Regions from separate parts of the Homo sapiens genome. Here region 1 is linked to region 2. Evidence: chromatin loops called from intact Hi-C (ENCODE). Cell type or tissue: ascending aorta. All regions are shown on one strand. Each heading gives the region's core, and the rest is flanking DNA. Links, peaks and the distances in the headings are about the cores only.

Region 1 (5,366 bases), core at 154-5,153, 60 kb after region 2:
GTTCTACTTACTTCAGCCATTATAATTTTAATTCCCAAGAGTTCTTTGTGCATCTGTTACTTTTTCACAGAACTCTATTCTTGTTCTGTGTCTGCAATATCTTTCTGACTTTATTTTTTCCTCCCTTTCCCCCCGATTGCTTTAGTTTCTTTTTTTCCCTGTTGGAGGATTTCCTCAAATGTTTGGTGACTGTTGGCTGCCAATTTGTATTTAAGGACAAAGCACTAAAAATGAGTAGGGAGCTTTTGGGTATGAGTGGAACCTTGCCGTATAGTGAACAGGTGATGATGGGAACTTATCCTCGGGGACCCCAAACATGAAGCCTTGGAGTCTCGTCTGCACAACAGCCCTTGTATGTACTTTCTTGGGGTAGGAGCCAGGAGTGGTCCAGGAGGTTGTGGTTTCCCCATTTTGAGTGCAGACGTCATCATCCTCCACGTCTCTCTGCACATCAGGCCTTCCCTCCACTATACTTGCGGTCTCAGTGAGGAGTGAGGGTCCTTGAGTGTCTAGTGCCATTATCACTGAATGTTAGTATTCCCCACAGTTCATGTGCTGGAAACTTAATCCCCAATACTATAATGCTGAGAGGTGAGATCTCTAAGAGGTGATTAATAGACCCAAAAGACGCAGAGCTCTCAGGAATGGATTAATGTCCCTATCAAGGGAGTGCGTTCCTTACTGAGAGAGTGTTTTTTTAAATAAGAGTTTGGTCCTCTCTTGCTCTCTCTCTGTCTCTGTCTCTCTTGCCCTCTTGTCTTCTGTCATGGGATGACATAGCACAAAGGTTTTAACTAGATGCTGGCGCCTTGATGTCGGACTTCCCAGTCTCCAGAATTGTGAGAAATACATTTCTGTTCTTTATAAATTACCCAGGCTGTGGTAGTCTGTTTTAGCAGCACAAAACAGACGAAGACACGAACTTTTGCCAGTACCAGGATTTCCGCCCCCAGGCCAGCCCAGGCTGCATCTGTTGTCCTGGTATAATTATTAATAGCACCCCTCCCCAGATTGTCTTGGCTGGAATAATACATTTTGTGGCCCACGCTTCCTGCTGCCCCTCAGGTGTGCTCTGGGCTCCCCTCTCCTGGGCCCAGAGGGTGGCTTGGGGCCAGGGATCACTTCCTCTTGGCATTGCCTCTGTGCCTCACTGAGGGCAGCTGCCTGGGCTCTCCAGCTCAGTTACTCTCCTCCATCCATTTTCTAGATTCCAAAATGTATTGCATTCTTGGATTTGCTGCTGTCTTCTCTCCCATTCTCTCAGTCCTTATGAGCTTATATATATATATTTAAATCTATTGATATCATTTTAGTGGTGTGTTGTGAGAGAGAGCTGACAATGCATGTGATTGATCTTCCCTGTGTATGTGTGAGTCTGGGGTCATGCACGACCAGTTGTAAGAATTGTAGTGCTCCCGCTCACCCCAGCTGTGGCCGCTCAGAAGTTTACCTCACACGTGTTTTCTGTGTGCTGTTGTGTGCGGTTTGCTGGCTCCCGAGGCATTTACAACCCATGAGGTGTTTGTGGATGCCTCCTACGCACCTGGCAGTATGCTGGCGAAGGGCATGGGGCACTGGGCAAGATGGTAACTCCTGCCCATGGGGGGCTTATGTTCTGTGGAGGACAGCAGGTCTTGGGCGGTAGTGCCAAGGCAGGTAACACACTGGCTTGAGATAAGCCTGCTGGGGCTAGACACTGTTAGGGGTGCAAGGCTTAAAAGGATGGCTTCAGCAACAGGAATTCTGAAGCTTTGTGAAAAAGAAAGTAGTCTGATGTCCCTCAAAGCCTCCTCCCTTTTCTTCTTACCCTGCAGTGGGCCAGAGATGCCAAAGGGGCCACCTCCTGCCTCCTCAGGAAAATCTACAGCAGCTTTTGATGAGCTGGTCAGGGATGGTTCTAGTTCATATCAATGCAGGACTTTTCTTGGCCCCTTCGCCAGACTCGCGGCAGGGGTGCCTGGTCTACTCGGCTCGCTGTTCTCAGCCCCTTGCAGGAGGGAGCACTTGAGCAAGTGAGTGCAGGATCCAGCCGGCCACTCCACTGACACAGGAGCAAGCTCTGTGCAGGGCCCGCAGCCAGACCAGGTGTGTGGCTTCGAGGGGAATGCAGCAGCGCCCAGACAAGGGTAGCCATGACCCTGAAGCCCCAGAGAGGGTATTAGCATGCTAATTAGCTCTTTTAGTTCTGCCATCCACAGCCCGATGGATGGTGGTGCGTTAGCAGCTCAGTCAGCCCCTTGCCCCATCTCATGGGGCAGCTGTCCTCCACTGGTGAGGGCATAGGGCCAGTGTGACAGCCTCTCCGGGTACCCGCACTCGGTAGGTCCTGAGCTCTTGTCCAGCATCCAAGAAGAATGAGGTCACGTTTGATGATTGAAGGATGGTGAGGGTGGAGAATTTTATTGAGTGATGAAAACAGCTCTCAGTGGAGAGGGGAGCTAGAGAGGGGATGGGAAGGGCAGGTCATCTTCTCCCAAAGTCAGGAGGTCTCCTCCCCAAAGTCAGGCTGTCTTCCCTCTACTGACTGAGTCTAGGGTATTTATAGGTACCACATAGGGGCCGGTGGGCCACAGGTAGTATTGGAAAAGGCAACATTCGATTGGTTAAAAGGCATTATTCAGAAGGAACCAACTGGGAGAGAGCAGGCAAACAGGAATAGAAGTTCTCACTCTGGTCTGTGGGTTTCAGACTGTTTTTGGCTTGAATGTCGGGTTTCACTGGGGACCTGCCCCTGTCTGCCTAGGATTTCTCTCCTTCCTGCTTCTATTAATATGCTCTTGGAGCATAGTGAGAATTTTCTTTCGTTGAGTCAGATTTGCTTAAGGCATGATGAGAACATGGTGGTGGAGCCGCTGGCACTTCTCCTAGTGTCTAAGGAGAAAGAATTGAGTTCAAGGCAGATCCTCCTCTGGCCCCAGCAGATCAAGTGTGACCCAATTTCATTCACTTCAGATGAGTTCCTTGAGCCTTCGTTGCACATTGCCCTGGATTAGTTTTCTGTGCTGTGTAACAAATCGCCAGGACACAGCAGCTTAAAGAAACACCTATTTTTTTGCTCCTCCTTCTGTAAGTCAAAAGTCCAGCTTGCTGTGGCTGAGCATCCTGCTCAGGGAATCACGATGGGAGAATGAAGGTTTTGATTGGACTGAGTCCTCTTCTGGAGGCTGGGGGCGGGGTGGGAAAACTCTTCCTAGCTCATTCTTTGTTGCCAGGACTCGGTTCTTTGTGGTTGCAGGACTAAGGTGCTGTTCCCTTGCTGCTGTCAGCTGGGGCTGCTCTCAGCTTCTGAAGGCTGCTGCACCGTTTGCCAGGTGGCCTGTCTGTCTTCAGGCCAGCAAAGGCACAGAGAGTCCTTCTCATGCTTCCAAGCTCTGACTTGCTCTTCTGTCGCTAGCAGAGGAAGGACACTCTCTACTTTAAAGGGCTCATGCAGGGGCTGGGCGTGGTGGCTCATGCCTGTAATCCCAGCACCTTGGGAGGCCGAGGAGGGTGAATCACAAGGTCAGGAGTTTGAGACCAATTTGGCCAATATGGTGAAACCCCATCTCTACTAAAAATACAAAAATTAGCTGGGTGAGGTGGTGCGAGCCTGTAGTTCCAGCTACTTGGGAGGCTGAGGCAGAAGAATCGCTTGAACTCGGGAGGCGGCGGTTGCAGTGAGACTGCGCCACTGCACTCCAGCCTGGGCAGCAGAGGGAGACTCCATCTCAATAAATAAATAAATAAATGGCTCATGCAATCAGGTCAGGCCCACCAGAACCATCTCCCAATCTTAGAGTCAGTGTGTCACATGATAGAACTTAATCTCAGGAGCAAAGTCCATCATATTCTTAGTCTCAGGATTATGCAGGATGTGCACTCTTGGGAGTTGAAAATCTGAATGGCTACATGAGTTCTGGTCACCACATGCCTTGAGCTAGATTCCATGTGGGGCAGGGACTTGGTCTGGGCCCTTTGAGAATGTGCTGTGTCCAGGGACATGAGACCAACACAGGTGAACTCAGCCTGGGATATGGAGGGAGTGTCTGGAGAGCTGTCATGAACTAGCTGGGAGAGCTCTCTCCCTCTCCCTGGGGCTCAGCATGTAAATGGCTAAATTGGGATGGACAAACTGGCCAACTGTGATTGCTTGGTAGTGGCTGTTTGGGGTGCTCTATTGAGCCTATGAGGTTAGCCTGGGCCCTGGCAGGGAAGCATGTGGTGATTGATTAGCTATGTCTGTCAAGGACATTGGGTGGGAGGCCAATCGTTCTCTTGTCATCTATTTACTGAGCCTGGAATCAGTGACTTTTCAGCCTTTTCAGTTCATGTATTCAGCACAGAATCACTGATGCCTCCTCTGTGCCGGGAGAATTCTTTAGAGGAGCAAGGGTATGTGACCCAGTGCTCAGATGCATGTTCTCCATGGAGTTTCAGGGGGCCACCATGTCTGTGCTGAGTTATCAGGGAGGCTTTTGGGGGTGGGGTGGGATAGAGCTTTGACTGGACTATGGGGGGTGGAGCAACAGGGGCTCAAGACCGGGATGCTGGGGTGAAAGGAAAGGAAGGCAGAAAATGAACATTCCTGATGCTGATGCCCAGGGCATCCATGCTACCCGTAGCTCACATCCATCTTACCCTGCTGGATGGATGGCATATTCCTACCTAATGAGTAAGAAACCTGAGGCTCACTGAATGTAAGTTGCTTACCTGAGACCACACAGTGGGCAGAACCATAAAAAAAGCCTTTGGCCCTTTAACAGTATTAAGCATTGGGATGCCGGGTGAAGGGCAGGGAGAGCAAGAGAGAGCCCTGCCTCCTTCCTCCATCCCCCTCCTGACTTGACAGTCATTTACCCACTGACCGATAATCCCCCTTGAGGCAGAGAGGATGGGGCCTGGTGTGTATTTGCCACCTATCAGCGATAAAACACCCCCTTTGTACAGAGGAAGTTGATAGTGGAAGGGTCAGGCTGGTTGCTTCTGGGTTTGATTCCTAATCACGTTTTAAATCCCTGGTGCCTTGTGAAATAAACATGATTAACTCCAGGAGCTGGCTCGCCAAGCCTGGCAGAGAGGAGTGGCCCAGAGCACCGGGGGACAGCTAATTTGATCAGAGGTTGTGATTTCCTCCTCTTGCCTCAGTGTCCAGGGCAGATAAAATGAAGGGAGGGCGGCGCTGCTTAATTAACCCTGTAATTCTTGCACGGGCTAATTAGCATATAGATGAGGGTGCCTCTCCAGCCTGTTTCTGGCAGGCCTCCTGTCTTTGTGAGGGGTGCGGGCTGCTCCCTGGGCGGCGGCACAGGCCCAACACTTCTGTTTTCTTTTTATTTACTTATTTATTTTTAATTTTTTTGAGGTAAGAGCATGTATCATGAGACTTC
Region 2 (5,366 bases), core at 303-5,302:
TCCCCTTTCCCCTTCTGTCATGTGTGAAAGCTCCTTGAGGCCTCCCCAGAAGCGGAGCAGATGCTCCCAGAGCCAATTAAACCCCCTTTCTGTATAAATTGTCCAGCTTCAGGTATTCCTTTACAGCAACACGAAGTGGATTGGCCGTCGGTTTTGGGGTCAGTGGACCACGTCAAGTCTAACCTGTTTGACTCAGTCCACTCCCTTCTGGAGGGGCCCTTGCCCTGTCAGTCTGCAAACCACCAGGCTTCTTGCTGCTCCACCTGTGTCCCTGCTCAGCATGCCTGGCGGCCGTGGGACCCTGAGTGTCCAGGGCACTGATGCCAATGGGGAGATCACAGCCGATTTCACCAGAAAGCAGGGCATCCTGACAACAGAGCCCAGGCTTCCCCATGGCACCAGCGCCCAGCTGATGGCCCGTGCCCCCGGGGCCTCTCCAGGCCACAGGCTCGTCCTCTCTCCAACCCTGGCCAGACATCTTCTCCCTTCACTTGCTTGAGTCCCATCAGGGGCTCCCCAGTTAGGCTGGTGCTTCCAGAAGGTGGAGACCAGATCCCCTGCCTCCCAAGTCCTGATGGCACCTCCTGCAGTTCTTTGCACCTTGTTCAGTCAGGGGTGATGTAGTAGTGTTCTCAAACTTTTTGATGCCAGCACCCCTTTACACCCTTAAAAATAGGGAGGACCCTAAAGAGCTCCTGTTTTGTGTGCGTCTTTTCAGTGATGTGCCTCAGCTGTCTCACCAGCTGGCAAGAACTGACTGTGCACTTTCTTTCCACCTCTGCACCCAGTGATGTTATTTTGGTGGCTTAACATCGATCATGGTGAAAATATTTACACCACGGAAAGTGGCAAATACTGCATAGTGGGGCCCTATGGCTTGGAGAGCTGGTGGTTTAACATCTTCCAGCACTCCGTGGTTACAACTGTGTTCACTACATTAGAGTTTAAAACTGATAAATTTGCAAAACACGGGAAGACAGAAGCACACGTTTTGTCAGCCATCAGGGTGAGGCTGCGTTATGCATCAAGAGCCTCTGAAAGCCCCCTGGATACCTCTGTGAGAAAATGCATGAGAAAGGCAAATCAGGGCTCCGTGTTACTGTGAAAGTAAGTCCGGTCTTTCTGATCCCTGGAAAGATCCTGAGACGCTGGGGGGTCCCCCAGGCCGCCTTTGGAACATCGCTGGTGTAGACTCAGATGTGGGTCAGGCTGTCTGCTTCATTCTGTGCTGGCTGAGTGACCTTGGGCAAATCACACACCTTCTCTCAGGGTCAGTTTCTTCATTGTGAAATGGAGATGATGGGGTTATTGAGGTCTACAGGAGAGAGACTGCAGAAAGCCCCAGGCAGAGCTCGGCCCTACAGAGGCTGCTCCGCCATTGCAGGTCTGCTCTGTCCTTCCCAGTCTCCTGCCCCAATGGCTGGAGGCCGCTGGGCAGAGCCCAGCTGGTTTTGCAGGAGGTGATACAAGTGTGACACCGTGTCATTCATACAATGCCCATCGTAATTTTCACAGTATCATGGGTATCTGTACTGTTATGGACTGAATGCTTGTGCCCCCCAAATTCATACATTGAAGCCCTAACTCCCAATGTGAAGATCTTAGGAGGAAGTGGAGCCTTTGGGAGGTGATTAGGCTTAGGGGAGGTCATGAGGCTGGGTCCTGACCTGATGATGGGATTAGCGCTCTTCTAAGAAGAGACACGGGAGACGATCTCTCTCCACCATGTGAGGATACAGTGAGAAGGTGGCCACCAGCAAACCAGGAAGCAGGCCTTCACCAGGCACCACATCTGCCAGCACCTTGATCTTGGACTTCAGCCTCCGGAACTGTGAGAAACACGCATCTGCTGCTAAGCCTCCCAGGCTGTGGTACTACCTTAGAGCAGGCAGAGCTGACCAGATAGCTCCCTGGGTGCATGTGCTTTATGGAAGCACTTCAGCAAGGGTGGTGGGGACAGCAGTGGTTGCCTTCATCCTGAGAGACAAGCTGAAAAGAGAATTGAGGGTACCCTGGGAGGTGAGGAGGGTCCTCGGTGGAAACTGGAGGGTCATGCAGGTAGGGGGCACGGGCCTTCCATCGCGTGGTGGCCCAGACTGATGTGCTGCTCTGTCCCCAGCTTCCTTGAGCAGGGAGAGGATTAAAGCGGGGCCAGGGCAGAGCCAGACACCTCTGTCCATCTGGTGTGTCCAGGAGGCTGGAGCTTCCTGTGAGTGCAGAGTGCACCACCGAGCGTGGCTGACCTGGTGCTGTGCTGTGGATGCACCCAGGAGGGCTGGGATCTGGCAGGCTTGGAACCTTGTCGGGTGTATCCTCAGGGGAAGAGGCCACCCCTAGTGCAGTCCCTGGCACTGCAGCCCTAAGCCTCTGCTCTGCCCTGAGACAGGAGCGTGGAGGGGAAATGCACATTTAACTAGACTCCAGTGCACGGACACCTTTTCTTCTGGACTGGATTTTTATACTTGGATGTGTCTAAAGAGAGATTTAACACATATGGCTGAAGGCAGTGATTGGAGGAAAAATAAAATTGTTTTGCACTTGAGCCACTGAGATGAGATTCTTAGGCAGGCTCACCGCACGTGTTTAACCTCCCAGCTCCTCTAGGCCCTGTGCAGAGTGTGGGAGGGCTCAGTCCAGGCAGGAGCTGCTGGAAAGATGCTTTTGTCCTGCCTGCTGTCCCCTGTCTGTCGTCCTGTCTACCATCCCATCTACTGTCCCCATCTGCCGTCTCCATCTACTGTCCCCTGTCTGCTGTCCCATCTACCGTCCTCTGACTACTGTCTCCTGTCTGCGGTCCCCTGTCTACTGTTCTGTCTGCTGTCCCCTGTCCACTGCCCCCTGTCCCCTGCCTGCTATCCCCTGTTCCCTGCGTGCAGTCCTCGTCTGCTGTCTCTTGCCTGCCATCCCCTGTCTGCTTTCCCTGTCTCCTGTTCCCTGTCTACGGTCCTCTGTCTGCCATATTCTGTCTGCTGTGGCCCCTGAGGGCTGGGCCTTCCTGAAGATCATGGCGTTGGGATGGTGTCCCCCAGGGCTGCATTACCAGCGATGATTAGAGCCAGTGTTCCTCCTTGGAGCTGCCCCACTGAGGCCTGCAGGCAGCTCTGGGGGTGCGCAGAGGAAATCTATGTGCTAGGTTGGGGGTGGGGCAGGAGTTCCACCCTGTCTTGGGAGGGTGGGGGGTGGGTTTTCCTTCCCAGACCACCCTGGAGCCCCAGCTCCACTCTCTGACTCCCAGGAGGCTGAGTGAGCTGCGGTGCAGGCAGAGGCCTGAGAAGGGGCACATTTTTGAGATTCCAAGCATGTCTGCATCCTTTCCAGACTCAGCTCCGGGGAAGGCAGGAGCGGTGCGGAGTTGGTGGCTTGGGCTCCAGTCAGTCTCCACCCCAAGCGACTGGGGTGGGGCTTTCCAGAATGTTGTCAGATGAAACTTGCTCCACAGGGGACTCAGGAAGGGGGTGGGAGACTTAGGCCCCAGGGCGTGTGGTACCAAGGAAAGGGCACCAAAAATGATGCTACTTAATTTGGAGACCAAAGTGTCATGGAAAAGTCTTTGTTTTTTTTTTAGATGGAGTCTCACTCGGGTCACCCGGGCTAGAGTGCAGTGGCACGATCTCAGCTCACTGCAGCCTCCACCTCCTGGGTTCAAGTGATTCTCCTGCCTCAGCCTCCTGAATAGCTGGGATTACAGGCGTGTAGAACCACGCCCAGCTAATTTTTGTATTTTTAGTAGAGACAAGGTTTCACCATGTTGGCCAGGCTGGTTTTGGACTCCTGACCTCAAGTGATCTGCCCGCCTCGGCCTCCCAAAGTGCTGAAATTACAGGTGTGAACCACTGCGCCCAGCCCAGAACATCCTTTTAAAGGAGATTTATTTGGGATATCATACTGAAACACTAAAAGTAACATTTTTTTAAAGCTCTATTTTAACTTAAATTTCGGGTATGATGATACCTACGCATTAACAAAGATAAGGTGTGTGTGTAAGATACTAGTGACACAGTGGTGAACTATGAATATGTCACTGGACATCTGGTTCTTGGGATATGATCTTAGAAAGGGTTGCTCAATTTCTTTGGACCCCCAGGAGCCTTGAACCCAGGTTGGTGGCCTGATGCCCCTACCACTGGGCCTGTGCCTGCCTTCTCACTGTGAGGGATTTCCTCCTCTTCGGCTGGCCACCCACCTATCCTGCTGAGCCCCCTTTGCAAGGGCTTGGAGCGTGAGGGGAGTAGCAGCTTTCCTGGACTTTACCACGTGCTGCAATTTTCCTTGTAAGATTGGCTGTTTCCCTCCACGAAGTCTCTGCAGAGCGTGCGCATTGTGCAGATGGGTAGTGAGAGAGGCTGGGATGACGTCTCACCCCTGCACCAGCGGGCTGTCTTGCCATCACTGCAGACACAGCAGCATCTCCACTCCTTCCTGCCCGTCCTTGCCTGGGGGTTGGTGGACTGGCATTCACTGCTGGAGGGGAGCTGCCTCATTATCAGATAACAAGTTTAAAATGACAAGAATTTGTTTTTCTCATGGAAACAATGGACAGCTGCGTGGGGGCAGTGCGTGAGAGGTTCTTTTGTGAGAGGGGCTTCCTGAAACTTGACCTTGGTTTTTCCGCCCATCCATGGGGAAATGGGCAGTGAAGGCTTGGAGGAAGAGGACTGGGACCTGCAGTACCTCTATGCCTCCATGCTCTCCATCCTCTGTGTCTGGGCCAGGCTGGCGCCAACTGGAATACCACTCTAGGAGCCCTTCTCCTCTTGCTCCTTCCAGGCCCGGCCAGGGAGCTGGAGTCCCATGTGGCTCAGGCCCCACTTGAACATGGCCGCTCTCCATGGGGTTGGCCCCGAGCAGCTCCCTCGGCGTGGGGGCTCTGGCGCCTCTCCACCTGCAGGTGAGCCCGGGAGGGTTGTCTGCAGCCAAAATCAAGTGTGCATTCTGTGCCAGGCCCTGCCCTCTCCAGCTGGGCACATGCTCTCAGGGCAGCTGTTATGAGACCCCCACACTGCCCCCACCCATGGCCCTGGGCTGGGCTCCAGGCTATAGCCTGGTGACTGCCCTGCCCAGTGCCCACACTCCCAGGGCCCCAGACCCTTGAAGACACCTTACCCCTGCACCAGTGGGCTCCCTTGCCTTTGCTGGAGACACAGCAGCACCTGTGGGCCACATCTGTAGGATGCCACATGGCCACTCCTTCCTGCCCCCCTGGCCTGTGGGTTGGTGGACTGGGGTTCACAGTGGGAGAACAGCATGTGGGAACCACATTATTATGGGGTAACAAGTTTAAAATGACAAGAATTTGTTTTTCTCATGAATCTTCAATTTGGGCTTGGCTAGGCAGAGACTGCCCCTCATGGTGTCACTGCGAGCCC

What was found. A loop is a pair of places that touch in the nucleus more often than their neighbours do. Peaks named below come from ENCODE experiments on the same cell type or tissue, not always from the same donor. Only the 100,000 strongest peaks of a DNase experiment are listed, where the experiment ranks them.
Region 1: a loop joins it to region 2, with 2.5 times the contacts of the local background. A loop is called at or near these places in 3 of 110 quality-filtered maps.

Annotation. Positions count from the first base shown.
Region 1 is chr2:128,419,946-128,425,311 of GRCh38, forward strand. The region is part of intron 1 of LOC105373611 (a long non-coding RNA gene); the gene reads left to right. Among named protein-coding and RNA genes, the nearest start is that of HS6ST1, 100 kb to the left of the region's middle. In ascending aorta, for the core only: no CTCF peak of the experiment used is centred there; DNase peaks (open chromatin) are centred at 2,846 and 5,046; H3K4me3 peaks cover 284 bases; H3K27ac peaks cover 3,130 bases.
Region 2 is chr2:128,359,740-128,365,105 of GRCh38, forward strand. No RefSeq gene overlaps it. Among named protein-coding and RNA genes, the nearest start is that of HS6ST1, 44 kb to the left of the region's middle. RefSeq lists enhancers at 1,696-2,235, 2,236-2,774, 2,775-3,313. In ascending aorta, for the core only: no CTCF peak of the experiment used is centred there; DNase peaks (open chromatin) are centred at 2,172 and 3,332; H3K27ac peaks cover 1,032 bases.